Linked DNA regions of Homo sapiens: region 2 is linked to region 1. A link is a loop called in an ENCODE intact Hi-C map of the cell type or tissue named here. Cell type or tissue: natural killer cell. All regions are shown on one strand.

The links. Hi-C counts contacts between places; a loop is a spot of excess contacts. Peaks named below come from ENCODE experiments on the same cell type or tissue, not always from the same donor. Only the 100,000 strongest peaks of a DNase experiment are listed, where the experiment ranks them.
Region 2: a loop joins it to region 1, with 8 times the contacts of the local background. A loop is called at or near these places in 7 of 110 quality-filtered maps.

What each region holds. Positions count from the first base shown.
Region 1 is chr3:4,347,638-4,355,637 of GRCh38, forward strand. It overlaps a transcript of SUMF1 not described here. Among named protein-coding and RNA genes, the nearest start is that of SETMAR, 48 kb to the left of the region's middle. In natural killer cell, CTCF peaks have their summits at 3,341 (motif pointing right) and 3,541; DNase peaks (open chromatin) are centred at 3,374, 3,824 and 4,084; H3K4me3 peaks cover 949 bases; H3K27ac peaks cover 1,127 bases.
Region 2 is chr3:4,514,209-4,522,208 of GRCh38, forward strand. It overlaps ITPR1 (inositol 1,4,5-trisphosphate receptor type 1), which reads left to right. Exons shown (of 62, transcript NM_001378452.1): 3 at 2,268-2,375; 4 at 6,816-6,886. The coding sequence starts at 2,284. Among named protein-coding and RNA genes, the nearest start is that of ITPR1, 25 kb to the left of the region's middle. RefSeq lists an enhancer at 1-432. In natural killer cell, a CTCF peak has its summit at 4,933; a DNase peak (open chromatin) is centred at 4,933; H3K27ac peaks cover 1,567 bases.

The sequences.
Region 1 (8,000 bases):
TCTCTCACCACTCTTATTCAACATTGTATTGGAAGTTCTGGCCATGGCAATCAGGCAAGAGAAAGAAATAAAGGGTATTCAATAGGAAGAGAGGAAGTCAGATTGTCTCTGTTTGCAGGTGACATGATTTCACGTTTAGAAAACTGCATCATCTCAGCCCCAAAACTTCTTGAACTGATAAGAAACTTCAGCAAAGTCTCAGGGTACAAAAGTCAACGTGCAAAAATCACAAGCATTCGTTTACACCAACAACAGGCTAACAGAGAGCCAAATCATGAATGAACTCCCATTCACAATTGCTACAAAGAGATTAAAATACCTAGGAATACAGCTAACAAGAGATGTGAAGGACCTCTCCAACTACAAAGCACTGCTCAAGGAAATAAGAGAGGACACAAACAAATGGAAAAACATTCCATCCTCATGGATGGGAAGAATCAATACCATGAAAATGGCCATAGTGCCCAAAGTAATTTATAGATTCAATGCTATTCCCATCAAACTACTGTTGACATTCTTCACAGAATTAGAAAAAACTATTTTAAATTTCATATGGAACCAAAAAAGAGCCTGGATAGCCAAGACAATTCTGAGCGAAAAGAACAAAGCTGGAGGCATCACACTACCTGACTTCAAACTATACTACAAGGCTACAGTAACCAAAACAGCATGGTACTGGTACCAAAACAGACATATAGACCAATGGAGCAGAACAGAGACCTCGGAAGCAATACCACACATCTACAACCATCTGATCTTTCACAAATCTGACAAAAACAAGCAATAGGGAAAGGATTCCCTATTTAATAAATGGTGTTGGGAAAACTGGCTAGCCATATGCAGAAAACTGAAAGTGGACCCCTTCCTTACACCTTGTACAAACATTAACTCAAGATGGATTAAAGACTTAAATGTAAAACCCAAAACCATAAAAACCTCAGAAGAGGCCAGGCACAGTGGCTCAAGCCTGTAATCCCAACACTTTAGGAGGCTGAGGCGGGTTGACCACCTGAGATCAGGAGTTTGAGGCCAGCCTGACCAACATGCAGAAATGCTGTCTCTACTAAAAATACAAAAAAAAAAAAAAATTAGCCAGGTGTGGTGGCACATGCCTGTAATCCCAGCTACTCGGGAGGCTGAGGCTGGAGAATCACTTGAACCCAGAAGGCAGAGGTTGCGGTGAGCCAAGATCACGCCATTGCACTCCAGCCTGGGCAACAAGAGCGAAGCGCCGTCTCAAACAAACAAACAAACAAAACCCTAGAAGAAAACCTAGGCAATACCATTAAGGACATAGGCATGGGGAAAGACTTCATGACAAAAATGTGAAAAGAAATTGCAACAAAAGCCAAAATTGACAAATGGAATCTAATTAAACTAAAGATCTTCTGCACAGCAAATGAAACTGTCATCAGAGTGAACAAGCAATCTACAGAACAGGAGACAATTTTTGCAATCTACCCATCTGACAAAGGTCTAATATCTAGAATTTACAAGGAATTTAAACATATTTACAAGAAAAAAACAAACAACCTTATCAAAGAGTGGGTGAAGGATATGAACAAACACTTCTCAAGACATTTATGCAGCCAATGGACATATGAAAAAAAGCTCAACATCACTGATCATCAGAGAAATACAATGAGATACCATTTCACGCCAGTCAGAATGGCGATTATTAAAAAATCAAGAAACAATAGAGGCTAGTGAGGCTGTGGAGAAGTAGGAACGTGTTTACATTGTTGGTGGGAATGTAAATTAGTTCAAACATTGTGGAAGACAGTATGGTGATTCCCCAAGGATCTAGAACCAGAAATACCATTTGACTCAGCAATACCATTCCTGGATATATACCCAAAGGAATATAAATCATTCTACTATAAAGACACACGCACATGTATGCTCCTTGCAGCACTATTTACGATAGCAAAGACATGGAACCAACCCAAATGCCCATCAATGGTAGACTGGATAAAGAAAATGTGGTACATATACACCATGGAATACTATGCAGTCATAAAAAGGAATGAGATCATGCCCTTTGCAGGGACATGGATGAAGCTGGAAGCCATTATCCTCAGCAAACTAACATAGGAACAGAAAAACAAACACCACATGTTCTCACTCACAAGTGAGAGTTGAACATTGAGAACACATCCACACAGAGAGGGGAACAACACACACCAGGGCCAGTTGCGGGGTAGGAGGTGAAGGGAAGGAAGTTGGAGGATGGGTCAATAGGCGCAGCAAACCAACACGGCACATGTATTCCTATGTAACAAACCTGCACGTTCTGTACATGCATCCGGTTTTTTTTTTTAGAAGAAATAAAAAAAATAAGTTGTATATATTACGTATTATTTTCTTTTTTTTTTTTTTCTGAGATGGAGTCTCGCTCTGTCGCCCAGGCTGGAGCGCAGTGGCACGATCTTGGGTCACTGCAACCTCTGCCTTCCGTGTTTGAGCAATTCTCCTGCCTCAGCCTCCCGAGTAGCTGGGATTACAGGCATGCACCACCACGCCAGGCTAATTTTTGTATTTTTTTTAGTATTAAAAAATCACCATTTTTTAGTATATAAAATCACCATGTTGTTCAGGGTGTTTTCAAACTCCTGACCTCGTGATCTGCCCACCTTGGCCTCCCAAAGTTCTGGGATTACAGGCTTGAGCCACCACTTTCTGTGTGTGTATATGCGTGTGTGTGTGTGTGTGTGTGTATAATTGTGTGTGTATAATTGTGTGTGTATAATTGTGTGTATATATATTCAATATATATCCATATATACATGTAGTATAAATGTTTGTAAATACGTTTTTAAAAGTCTGGAAAGATAGACTGTTGATAGTAGTCACCTATTGGCATGGATATGGGAGAAGACCAGAAACTCACAGAATGAGGAGCTTCTATACAAATTTTATTTATGCTTTGAGTTTCTAATTTTACCTAGGTATATTAAAGCTCTGATAACTAAAAAATAATAAATTTTCAAAGAAACTTGATAAATAGTTAAAAATGAGATAATTCTTAATTAAAGCAGTAGAAGTTCAGAAAATGATTACAGTAAAAAGATGACAAATTATTCCAGAGCTCTCTTCACCTCTGCAGGTCACATTCTCTATCTCCTTCTCTTCCTCCTCTTTAAAAAGCTAGCAATTGGAACAAACACTTTAGAATAACTGTTTCACCTATGGAATAAAATTTTGCACCCCCTCCCTTTTTGCTCATACCTCCTAGCCTTCCCAAATCCACACTACCCCTAAATAAAAGGTTTGCCAACTCTAGAGATCATTTGTACAACAAAAAAAGAAAAAAAAAAATCAAACCAATACAACAAACCCAAACTGGCCACTAGAGGGAGAACATCACACATAAAACCACTTTGAGCTACCACTCCACGGAAAACCATACCCACAGACGGAGGTACAAGGGTTGGCTCCACAAGAGATTGTTCAAAGGTAAAAGCTCACAGGCAATCATCAATGTGATTCAGCCTTTGGCTTGCCTAATATGTCCTGAAGCAAATAGTTTTATTAATAAATATAAAATTACAAATGTGAATATGTTTCCCATATTAGTGAGGTCTCCCCACCCTCCCTGCTCTGAATCAAATTTTTACAAATGTTCTGGAACAGAAGCAAATGTTGAGTTGGAAGCTGCCCTGAAACTGAGTCTTAACGAAACAATACCCATTTTTGAGCCCAGCCACAGAGTTAGGAGAAGCAAGTAAGAAACTTTAGCCTCGTTTTACAAAGAGCAGGGGATTTAATCTTATCAAGGAAGTCCTCTCATATACTTTTTCAGACCGCTATTTCATGAGGATGACGCAGCACACTTTTCCTTTCATTCTTCACACACTGATCTCAGTCGTCTTTATCAGCCACATTCTTTTTATGTATTTGTGCCTGGAACGAATGAGCTGATAATGCACCTTTTGATCATGTTTTCCAGTGGATGAATGTGTTCCATGCACCCAAGCCTTCTTCCACGCCGCCCCTAAAAAAAAGTCCATTTCTTTAGGGTAACATCATCATTTTAAAAAAGAAGTGACACATGGGTGGGGAGGGAGGTGTGATGGAAACACGTCTTTCAAAAATGTGTAGTCGTAGCCTCGGCCACTTCATTACCACATTGAGAATAATTTCTGCAGTGTGACTAAGCATCAACCCTTCAAGTTTGGAGTGGATTTAAAGCAGGTCAAAGGTTTACACTCAGATCCCTCTATACTGACTGCTTTAACCCTCCTGCCTTGATTGTACCTTTTCTAGAAGTACTTGCACATAATTTTCAAAATCTGAAGAAGAAATAGATTTAGTAACTTGTCCAAAGTCACAAATCTAGTAAGTGGTAGGAGAAGAATTTAAGCCCAGACAGTCTGGCTCCAGAGCCCATGTTCTTAACCACTAATCCATTCCACCTCCTCACTCTTTGCCTTTTTACTCCTGCAAGCTATCCCTTGCCCCAGTAATCTCCCGTCTTCAGTCCACCACTCCCCACCCCAAACTCACAATAAAACAATGGACTCAATGATACAGTAGAGAGAACGGAAGTCACAAAAATGGCGTGAGTCCTGGTTCTGCCTCACTCAACCGTGTCACCTGGGGCATCTTGAGTCCTAGTTTTCTAAGTGCACATTGGGAATATTAACCAAAAATAACCAGTTCCCCCCCAAAAACTACTCTGCAAATTAAATTAGGTCATGTACACAAAGCCTCCAGTACAGTGCCTGGCCCTGGAAAGCAAACCAGCCAAGACAAGAGAAGACATAGAACAACCACAATTTACCGCACAATGAACACAGTCTACCAGGAGAAAGTGAGCTGTTTCAGAAAGTAACACTTTCACCTTCCTCAATGGCTTTATAATACAGCCACCATCTGGGGAAAGATGGCTGGGGACATGGCAGGGTCCCACCACAATGTCACCTTGAGTGGAGGCTGCAATAGTCAGGGAATCTTCCATGACTTGCACCGAATACTTGCAAAGCCCTTTTTGGGAGACATTTTATACAAAGTGATTCCAACTACAGGATTGTTGAGGGTAGTCCATGCATAGAATTATGTTCCAAAGGATGTAGGTCCATTATTGCTGCGTGTAAAAAAAAAAAAAAAAAAAAAAAGGGTGACAACCCCATGGCAGGGCCATCTGTCTGTGAAGGGGCCAGGGAAGCAAATTCACCTCTACATTTAAGAGGTCTCCCAAAACAAACAGGAAGGAAGTGCTTCTGAACAGTTAATTTAACTTGCTCTTGAGGTCATTTAAACCCAATTCTTTTTGACCGTCCTTAGAAGAGATGGAGAAAGGCTGTCATTTTCTCCCAAGACAGATTCAGTCACTGTCAGACCTTGCTCTTCTCCTAGATGAACAGCTCTCAGGTTTTTTGGTTTCAGGATCCCTTTACACTCCTAGAAATCATTGAGGACCCCACAGAATTTCTGTAATGTGCAATATATCTACAGACATTGAACATATTAAAAGATTGACCCAAGTATGGTGGCTTACACCTGTATCCCAGAACTTCAAGAGCTGGAGGCAGGAGGATGGCTTGAGGCCGGGAGCTTAAGACCAGCTTGGGCAACATAGTGAGACCCTCATCTTTACATTTTAAGAAAAAATTAAGATTAGGAATTTTTTTGAGACGGAATCTCACTCTGTCGCCCAGGCTGGAGTACAGTGGCGTGATCTCCGCTCACTGCAAACTCCGCCTCCCAGGTTCACACCATTCTCCTGCCTCAGCCTCCCGAGTAGCTGGGACTACAGGCACCCGCCACCACGCCCGGCTAATTTTTTGTATTTTTAGTAGAGACGGGGTTTCACCGTGTTAGCCAGGATGGTCTCGATCTCCTGACCTCGTGATCCGCCCACCTCGGCCTCCCAAAGTGCCGGGATTACAGGCGTGAGTCACTGCGCCCGGCCTAATTTTTTAACATAAAAATATACAAGCTCATATTCTGTGAGCCCTCAGGCTACATATCATACAGTCTCTAGAAAACTCTACTGTATACTCTTAGATAATTTAAAAAACAAACAACATCTTAATATTATTATGAAAATCAGTTTGACTCACAGGCCCCCTGAAAGGGGGCTGGAGGTCTCTGGGGTCTCCAGACCACACTTGGAGAACTGCTGAGCTAGATAAAACCTCCTACAACAGGTTGTAGTGAGTTCTGTCTGCCACATCCTGAACCCTTCTACTTGGACATCATATTGATTTTCATTTGTTTATTTTCATTTTTATGATTTTTAGGGACAGGGTATGGCTCTGTCACCCAGGCTGGAGTGCAGCAGTGTGATCATAGCAAACTCCTGAGGTCAAGCAATCCTGCCACCTCAGTCTTACTCCTGAGTTGCTAGGACTATAGGACTATGCTACCATGCCCAGCTAATTTTTCTATTTTTTGTAGAGATGGGGTCTCACTATGTTGCCTAGGCTGATCATGAACTCCTGGCCTCAAGTGATCCTCCTGCCTTGGCCTCCCAAAGTGCTAGGATTACTGGCATAAGCCACCCTGCCCAGCCCCCATCTTGATTTTTAAGTCTGGTAATTTATGTAGTTAGAATTAAAATCCTGAACCAGTAATATCAAAGAAGGATTAAATAAGAAGTAAGAATGTAAACAATGAGGCAGAACTACCCAAACAACTATTCTCTAAAACTGAAATGCAAATTAGCACTGAAGACACCACAGAAAACCTTGAACAGGCAGATCAACACAGTATGGGCCAACAGACTATCCTCCCTTTTCGTTTTTCCTTCTTTTTAATTATTGTTATGTCCACAAATGACTTTTCCATTGGTATTAAACCTGCTAGAGGTTCTTTGTGAGGTGGATTCAAGAAGAAAATACCCAGAGTTTCACAATATAGGTAGCGATAACCAGGTCTCACTTTCCCCTTCCGTGAGAACTTCGTGGGACAGACCGACCGCGCAGGATCAGGTATTTCCAAATTCAAGTACTAACACAAGTTTGGGGATTAATCATGCCAGCTTTTTTCTTTTTTAATGTTTGATATGGGGGTCAAGGTTAAGCTTTTCTATGCAGTCTCTTTGTTCTTTCTTACTCTTAGCCCATTTTGTCCTCTTCTCTGTGGCTGTAACTCCATGGCTGCCCAGGACCATCTGGTAGTACCTTCCTGCTCCTTTGCTTCTAATAGTCATATTTATAACAGGAACAAGTACCTAGGAAGCACTTATCCCAGTATCTGGGAAGCACTTATCCAAGTACTTTGTGCTAAGCACTTTATTTTTGCATTTTCTCATATCTCCCCACAACCCCACAAGGTAGGTATTATTATTCCCATTTTACCTTAGAGGACATTGCTTGCCTTACAGTGGCACAGTTACGTATGTGGTGGTGCAGGGATATGATCCCAGACAATCTTATCCCAAGGCTCTCTACCCACGATGCTAAACTGCCTTTTAAAGACAGTGACGCCGGACACAGTGGCTCACGCCTGTAATCCCAGCATTTTGGGATGCTGAGGCAAGTGGATTGCTTGAGCCCTGGAGTTCAAGACCAGCCTAGGCAACATGGAAAAACTCCATCTCTACAAAATAAAAAATAAAAAAAACTAGCTGGGCATGGTGGCATGTGCCTGTAGTCCCAGATACTCAGAAGGCTGAGGTGGGGGGGATCACCTGAGCCTAGGAGGTAGAGGCTGTAGTGAGCCATGATTGCACCACTGCCCTCGGGCCTGGATGACAGAGGAAGATTCTGTCTCAGAAAAATAAAAATAAAAGACAGTGATTGAAGAGATTAAAACGACATCCTTCCCATGTCATTTAAAGGTAAATAAATAAAATCTTATTTGGCAAAGGTGTAGAGCAGAGAAAAATTGTGGACTTTGAAAATGCAACCAATGGCTCTTCACCACAGGCACCAAAGTAAATGTAGGTGAACCTTTTATCAGTGCCACCTGACAAGGAAAGCCTTATCTCTGCTCTTCTGATAGTCTGTTAGTGGTTTCACTTTTCCCCTAAGTGTTCATTCACAGCTTCTAGC
Region 2 (8,000 bases), 170 kb after region 1:
TGGCAATAATGGTAGTTCCTACCTCCTGCTGTGGTCATGAGGATTCACTAAGAGAACATTTGTAAAGCACTCAGCACAATGGTGGGCATGAGAAATCCTTGATAAATGCCAGCTATTATTATCAGAAAAGAAAATAATGCAGAACCGTGCTGTAGGAATGCAATGTCCAGACATCTATTGCAATGATCAGCTGCAAGCAACATGGGGTACATCATGCTTTGTCACTCGAGGACACTGAATTGTCTGCTTCTTCCCATTAAGGGCCTGGAATCTTTCAGTAAGGTATCCAGGTGGCGGTGATGGTTCACAAAACAGCAGGCATTTTCTGGCCTAGTCTCCACTAGGGCTGAATGCTTATCTGAAGGGTGATCCTGAAAGGAGAGCCTTAGTCACACTGGACAAGGCCCTAGTCCTCTTGCGGAGCACATACCTGCTCTTCTGCATTTGGAAATTCCCTGGTGTCCTTTCGGGATGCCAGGGTGTACAGACATAAATTTGGTCTGGTTCAAAATTCAAACAAATTGTCTTCTAATAATTGGTCTTAGAAGTATGCTGACTTCCTGACCCTTTAAGATAAAGCTTTATAATATAAGCGCAGAAGGGAAATATTAATCCCCCTTGATGTTTTCCATTTGTGCCGCCTTTCTGGATGCTGTTTAAAACATTGGTTTGCCTTTAAATATAAAATATGTAGTTACGAAGAATTAAACAATGACTGACATGATTCTAGAGTGGTACTTGGCAAACCGTCCTTCTGTACATTATTTGTGTATCTTCCCTCAAGGTCTAGAGATGCTGGCTCTTTTGTTTGAGAGTTTATTCTGTGTTCTCAGTTGCTGTCTCCCTCTATAAATAAGTTCATGTTTAATGAAATGCTCTTTATCTCTCCTGCAATGTCTGGGTTGTTGGAGGGGAGGGAAGGGGATGACAAATCAGCTTTTCCCTGCAGCTTCTCATAAGCAGTGAACTGAGGTTCTTTAACATAAGTTTGCTTTCAGTAACTGACATTCCTGCTAAGGTGGTAGGTTGCTTCCTGAGGTGTCATGCTGATCATTGCTGCATAATTCTTCCTGAAAGAAAACTTGGCACCCAGGAAGCAATTGAAGGAGACACAATACCGTTCCACACTGTTACAACTCTTGTAACTGTGTGGGGTAAATGGCTTCTGGAAGGGGAAGTCGAGTAAATTGATGGGGAAAGGGGTGTAAAGGGGTCTGGGTTTGGAGGAGGGGTTTTGGGAAAACCTGGGTTGCCCTGGGCATCTCCACAGCAGATGCCTGAGGAAACACTGGGCTATTAGCTGCAGTCCACACCAGCACACAGTCTTCCCACATAACTGAGTTTGTTTTTTAATTGTCAATTTAGCTTTTTACAATTGGTTCCCACTCCTCAATATTTATGGCCCTGATGAAAGCTGTTTCTAGGAGTCACATCAATATTTTTGTTGATATTTATGTGTGTGTATGTGTGTTTAATGATTTCTGAGCTATGTAGAGATTTCCTGAGACTTAAGAGCTTTTTCTAAGACTGCCTCTAACTAGCTGCGTGTTCCTGGGCAGGGAACCTTATTATTCTTACCCAAATACTGAAGGATCTGGGCCAGGTACTGTCTAAAGGGTTTTCATCCTCTGGAAGTGTTTCTTGGTGAAGGATGAGAAGGCAAGACATTTAAGTAGCATTTGGGTGACATGCGTACAGTTGTGGAATTCTGAAAAGGCCTAAAAGGCTGCTGGAAATTTGTGGTATTTATTGGCAGGTTTCTTTTTATTAATGTCATTTTGTTGCTTTGGTACCTTAGCCCAGGCACTGTGGCCTTGCCAGAAGCAGGTTTTTATACCAGGTGTTTCCTTCTGACTTAACATTCCCTGAAGCAAATTGAATATGTTAATGTTTCATAAGTCAGACTTTCCAGGTAACTCCCTAGTCACTGCCACGTTCTTGGCTGAGTTCCCTGCAGGCTTTCTATTCACTGCAGTTTTTATTATCAAGGGTCCTCAACTTGTAGAATCTGATTCAGGCATGGTTTTGTTAGAAACAAATGTTACTGTGGTTGGAATATCCTGAAATTAGATAATATACGGGGAAAAAGTGTTGTTGCATATGTCCTTACTTGGCTCATTGAATCGCCTGCCTGTCAAACTGTTATTTAAATTTGACTTTTAAGTAAGGCGCTTTGGAAAATTGAGCTAAGCCAACTCTTAGTGACTTTTTTCCCCTTCTGAACATTTCTTTTCTTCTAACAATGCTGCATATTTTACTTTGTCTAGGATTTTCAAGAAAGACATGTCTGACAAAATGTCTAGCTTCCTACATATTGGAGACATTTGTTCTCTGTACGCGGAGGGATCGACAAATGGATTTATTAGCACCTTGGGGTAAGAGCATGCAATTTCTTGTGTGGCACGGTTTGTTTAAGACATCATAACATCAGCTTAAAACTGTGATTTTTCTAACATAAGAACGTCACCGTTTTACTTGGCTTTCTAAGTGCGGTTGAAATCACAAACACCAAATCTCATGTTAGCCAAGTTTAACCTCTTATACAAAAACACAATTTTCTGTATATTTCTGAAAGAGCAAAACCTCATTATTTAGGACACTATTCTGAGTTTATTAAAATTTGCTTTTCCTTTCTATATAAAAGGGAGAGTGCCTTTATTCCACTATGGAATACAGTTTAAATGGAATAAAGTGTAAAGATGAATATTTGCAGAGCCCAAAGAAGTGCTTTTTAGTTTTGTAAAGGCTCTTCTTTTCAGATAGTGACTCCTTTATAATATAAGCAAAGACCAAACCTCCTGGGCTGCCTATCTCTTTTCTTTGAAGCAGACATTTCCTATTTTACATTGCTGTATGCATTTGAAAATTATAAATTGCATAAAGTTCTATAAATCAGATTTTTGCTCTTTTGTGCTTTTTTCCCAATCTTTATACAACTTTTAAGGGTATAAATATATTTCATAATGTACTCATTTGATTATCTTCTCCCGTCTCCTCCTACGCCTATTGTCTAGAAGAGGAAATGAGAGGTGAAATAGTCCCAAAGGCAGACAGAGGCAGAATGGAGAATCAAGATGGTTAACTCCAAAATAGTTACGAATGGTCTATATTGTCTTTGTGTAGAAAGGAGTAGTGAGGCCCCGGGGCGGCATTGTTGAATTTGGCAAGAGCTGGACTCAAATAAATTGGGGGAAGGAAGACCAGCAGCTTCTCCAAGAACCTCATTTTTACAGCAGCCAGACCTTCCTTTCAATTATAGCTATTATTTAAAGCATGCTTGTTTCCTGGTATTTGTGCAGAATGAGTATTCCTAGGCTCTCATGCAGGTTACTCCACACTCAGGGAGCAAATTATTATAGATACAGAATTATAGCTCAATTAGACTTGTGCTCCCACTGTAGAGAGATTTTGTTTCAAATGTCATCCAGTGAAAAAGAAGTCATCCATGGCTGCCTGATCACCAGATCCAGTGACTTTCTACATTTGACCTCTCTCCATTATGGACCTACCCTTAACAATTTATCTTCTGTGGCTTTTGGCAAAGAGGCCTCCTTCTGCCCTGCCTCTGACTCTCCCTCCTTTCTTCATGGTTGGCTCCTTCCTGTTTTCATCGTCTATGGTTGACTCTTTTACCCTCTTCTTCTTTTCAGTAATGACAGCAACAGTAATAAATGAAAAGCACTAAATGAGCCCAGTGGGTATTTGCTGTGTGCTAGGCACTATGCTAAATACTGTGCCTACATCTTCCTTAATCCTCACACAACTGTCTATGGTGAACATTGTCATCATTGCTGTTTGTGGAGGCAAAACTTTTGAGCTTCAGAGAGGCAAAGTCACTTGCCCAAGATTTCACAGCTCAGAAAATTCCAGACTCCAAGGCTAGGGCTGCCAGCAGTTGCTCTCTGCAGGCCAGCTTCTCTCTTTCCAGCTTCCTTGTCTGCCCGCAGCTCTCCCTCCTCCTTGACTGTGCACAGCCCCTATCTGGATGCCTGGTTAAACCTCAACCCACTCTATTCCCATGTTTCCCCTGGGGGTCTTGATTTCCCAGTCACCCAGGTGCCTCCTGAGCCCCCGGGATCTTAGTACCTTCTTTCTCTTCCAGGGCATCTCTTCTTTAAAATCATATGAAGTGCTTTTTAAGTGTTTTCCTCAAACATTGTAAACAAATTAATGATGAGTCCCTCCTGCCCTTTTAAAGTGAGGAGGGCTTCTTTTTGAACTTTGGGTTGCTAATACTTTCTTGAGATGAATACTTTATTTTCTCAGTTGCTTGCACATATTTGAGGATAGCAGTGTAAAAATGGGGTTGGAAAGAAAGTTTGACAACCCTTCCTGTTTTTAATATTTATGGGGGACCTGTTGTGGACTACGGTGAGTGAGTGCCAGTCGTTATGGGACTCACTGTGTAGCACTCCAGCCCCATCCCATTTATATAGATGGTGGTTACCTCCAAATGGCTTCATCTACTGGTTGAACTTGAGAACTCCAATAGGATCTTGGAGGGCAAGTGTGTGTGTGTGCACACTACTCAGTGGCATGCTTCTGAATTGCCTTTTTAGCTTGTTAAAAATAAAGGTTCAGCTTGGTGCGGTAGCTAACGCCTGTAATCCCAGCTACTTGGGAGGCTGAGATGGGAGGATCCTTTGAGACCAGGAGCTCAAGACCAGCTTTTAAGACCAGCCTGGGCAATATAGCAAGAACCCTGTCTCTTTATAAAAACAAGACGGGCAGGATTCTTGGGCCTCATCCTACAGCACAGCTTTAGTAAGCTGGGTTGACAGAGTCCTGGCGTCAGTATATTTGGAAACAATAAGTCTGATGAACATCCCCCTCGTTAAGAATCCCTGAGACCAACTTTCATTTTACAGATGAAAAAACTGAGACCGGTAGGGGTAAAATGCCACAGTCATGATCATGCCGCTAGTAGGTGGCAGAGTGCCATCTACAATTCATTTGTCATCTGAGCTTGACTGGGGCTCCTCTTACCACTTCCTCCCCATTTGAGAACTTGATGATTTATTTATTTTTTTTTTTCTTGAGATGGAGTCTCACTCTGTCGCCAGGCTGGAGTGCAGTGGCACGATCTTGGCTCACTGCACCCTCCACCTCCTGGGTTCAAGCAATTCATCTGCCTCAGCCTCCCATGTAGCTGGGACTACAGGCGCCTGCCACCACGCCCAGCTAATTTTTGAATTTCTAGTAGTGACAGGATTTTGCCATGTTGGCCAGAATGGTCTCAATCTCTTGACCTCGTGATCCGCCTGTCTCGGCCTCCCAAAGTGCTGGGATTACAGGTGTGAGCCACCATGCCTGGCCATGGCTTGATGATTTATTAACCTAGCCCTACCTTGGATTCTGAGCCCACCCTGTCAAGCATTATGTTAGCTCTGGGGGCATTACTATACTTACAGGAGCTTAAGGTGGTGGTTTTATATATGTATATTCTGCTCTTGATTTTTACATGAGAACTCAGGCCATTGGCTACACTGTTCTTCTTGTTTATACAGTGAAGTCTTGTGTCATGAAGCTGAAGGAGGCAAACTGCTGGTGGGGTACCATGGACACTTTGATTTACCCACCAAATAGATACTGAGCTGCCAGCCTTGGGCATCTTCTGGCCTTCATGGAGCTGGTAGCCTGGTGCCCCTTTGGAGTCTCAGTCAGTGAGGTTGGGAGGACAGAGAAGGAGAGGCAGAGAGTGTCTGGCGCAGGAGAAGCTTGGTCGGGGGGGCTTTGTGGAGAAGGTGGGGCTCTTACCCTGAGTCCTGAAAGACAGGCAGGACTTGAGGAGGCAAAAGGGAATCTTGGAGAATAGAACAGTAAGGGTCAAGGCTGAATATTTAATGGTACCTTGCATTTGGGATGAGAGGAGGCAGCACAGATGAATGGAGGAACCCTGGAAAACCATGGTGTGTTAGCTGGGAACAACTGCAAGTTCTGTGGTCACTTGGAAGATTAGCCAGTTCTATCAGTACCAGTTTTAGGAGCTTGGACAAGTTGTGTAACTTCTCAGAGTCTCAGTTCCCTCATCTGTTCAAAAATATATTTTTAAGTGGTTCTTCTAAAAGAATTGTGCAAGTTAGACTTAGCAGTCAGGACTTTAAATACTGAGTCTTTATGTAATGTGAGCTTATTTATTTGTAATTTTTTGTACTTTCCCCACTAGTTGCTTTTGATGCTCCACAGTCCTTTCATATCTTCATGAGTTTGTGCTCATGGTTCTTTCCACCTGGAAACGCTCCCCTCTAGCCTCCAACATCTATTTCGAATCTTCCAGTAGTTCCATTAGAACTTCCTCTGTCTGCAGCTTCTCAGATGACCTCAGGCACAGTTCGCTTCTGGCTGTATTTTTTTTTCTTCCTTCTCTTACAGCCCTTAGATTATATTCTCCTTATCAGTTTGTTCTTAAGGCTCCTGCACTAGCCTTGAGCTCCCAAAGAGCAAGGGCCTGGCTCATATTCACCTGGCACAAAGTCAGCTCCTCAGCTACCCTTAGTTGAATGCAACAGCCCCTTGCTGTGTCTCGCGACTTCAGCCACCTTGCATGCTATACTCAGATCTACCATGGACATGGTTATGGGAAAGGAGCCACAGAAAACAGTAGCCTTAATGTGTCCTTCACAGAACAGAACCCTGGGCTTTTGGATTAGGTTTAGATCCATGCATAGGAAGCCTCTAGTGTAAAGAGTTCCTGGCAGGAGAATATGGCAATCTAAATGTTGCGCAGGAAAAGCCCTGGGATATCTGATTTTTGCATAGTGCTAAGAGTTTCATTTTCATACACTTGACAGAGCATTTATCTGTCTTCTTTACAGCCTGGTTGATGATCGTTGTGTTGTACAGCCAGAAACCGGGGACCTTAACAATCCACCTAAGAAATTCAGAGGTAAGGTGGTGGCTTTCCTGGAGTAGTCACCTTGACTCACTTGAAAATTCTTGAAGTGTGTTGTTGGTGTGTGTGTGTGTTTATAAGCAAAATAGGCTTATTTATTATGTATTTTTTTCAGAGTATGATTTGAGTTCTAAGCTTTACAACTTGAAAAATGCATACATAAATTTAGTATCAAGATTGGGTTGGCTTTTACTGGGTCCTTAATTTGTCTATTGAATATGTGTTGACAAGTGCTAATTCGGTTTAAAGTCTTACATTTGTACAGGTATTTCTTCAAACAAATAGTATTTATGGATCCAGTCACAGGGAACATTCATTATTTCAGCAGATCTCACTGTCCGTTTGGGGATGCTGATATTCTTAGATACCTTCTTTAAGAGGTATCTAATGATACCTCACTGAATGTCTCACTGGAATGAAACGTTCTTAATTATTGCACTTGTTTTTTGAGTTAAAAGACATAGGCAGGCTGGGCACAGTGGCGCATGCTTGTAATCTCAGCACTTTGGGAGGCCAGGGTGTGGAGATTGCTAGAGCCTGGGAATTCTAGACGAGTCTGGGAATTCTAGACCAGCCTGGGCAACATGGTGAAACACTGTCTCTACTGAAAATACAGAAATTAGCTGGGTGTGGTAGCATGCACCTGTAGTCCCAGCTACTCAGGAGGCTGAGGTTGGGAGGATCACCTGAGCCTGGGAGTTCCAGGCTACTGTGAACCGAGATCGCACCACTGTACTCCAGCCTGGGCGACAAAGTGAGACCCTGTCTCAAAAACAAAAACAAAAACAAAAACAAAAACAAGACATAGGCAGGGCAGCTTTTCTACCCAAATTAGTTTTTTCTTTAGGCCTCCTGAATTTGGTATCTTTCTCCAAAGGTAGCTTAGTTTATTGTAGGAGGTCTTTGAAATACACTTGGTATCTTAGATGATAAACATTTGTTTTTCTTTTTTGTTGTTGTGGTTAGTGGTCCTCAGCTCTAGGCACATGTTAGAATCATCTGAGGAAGTTTTTAAATTAAATAGATGCTTGGGGCTCCATTGTAGAGCTTAGGGATCAACTATAGAGCCCTAACATCTATTTATTAATTAAATTATTTATCAATTAAG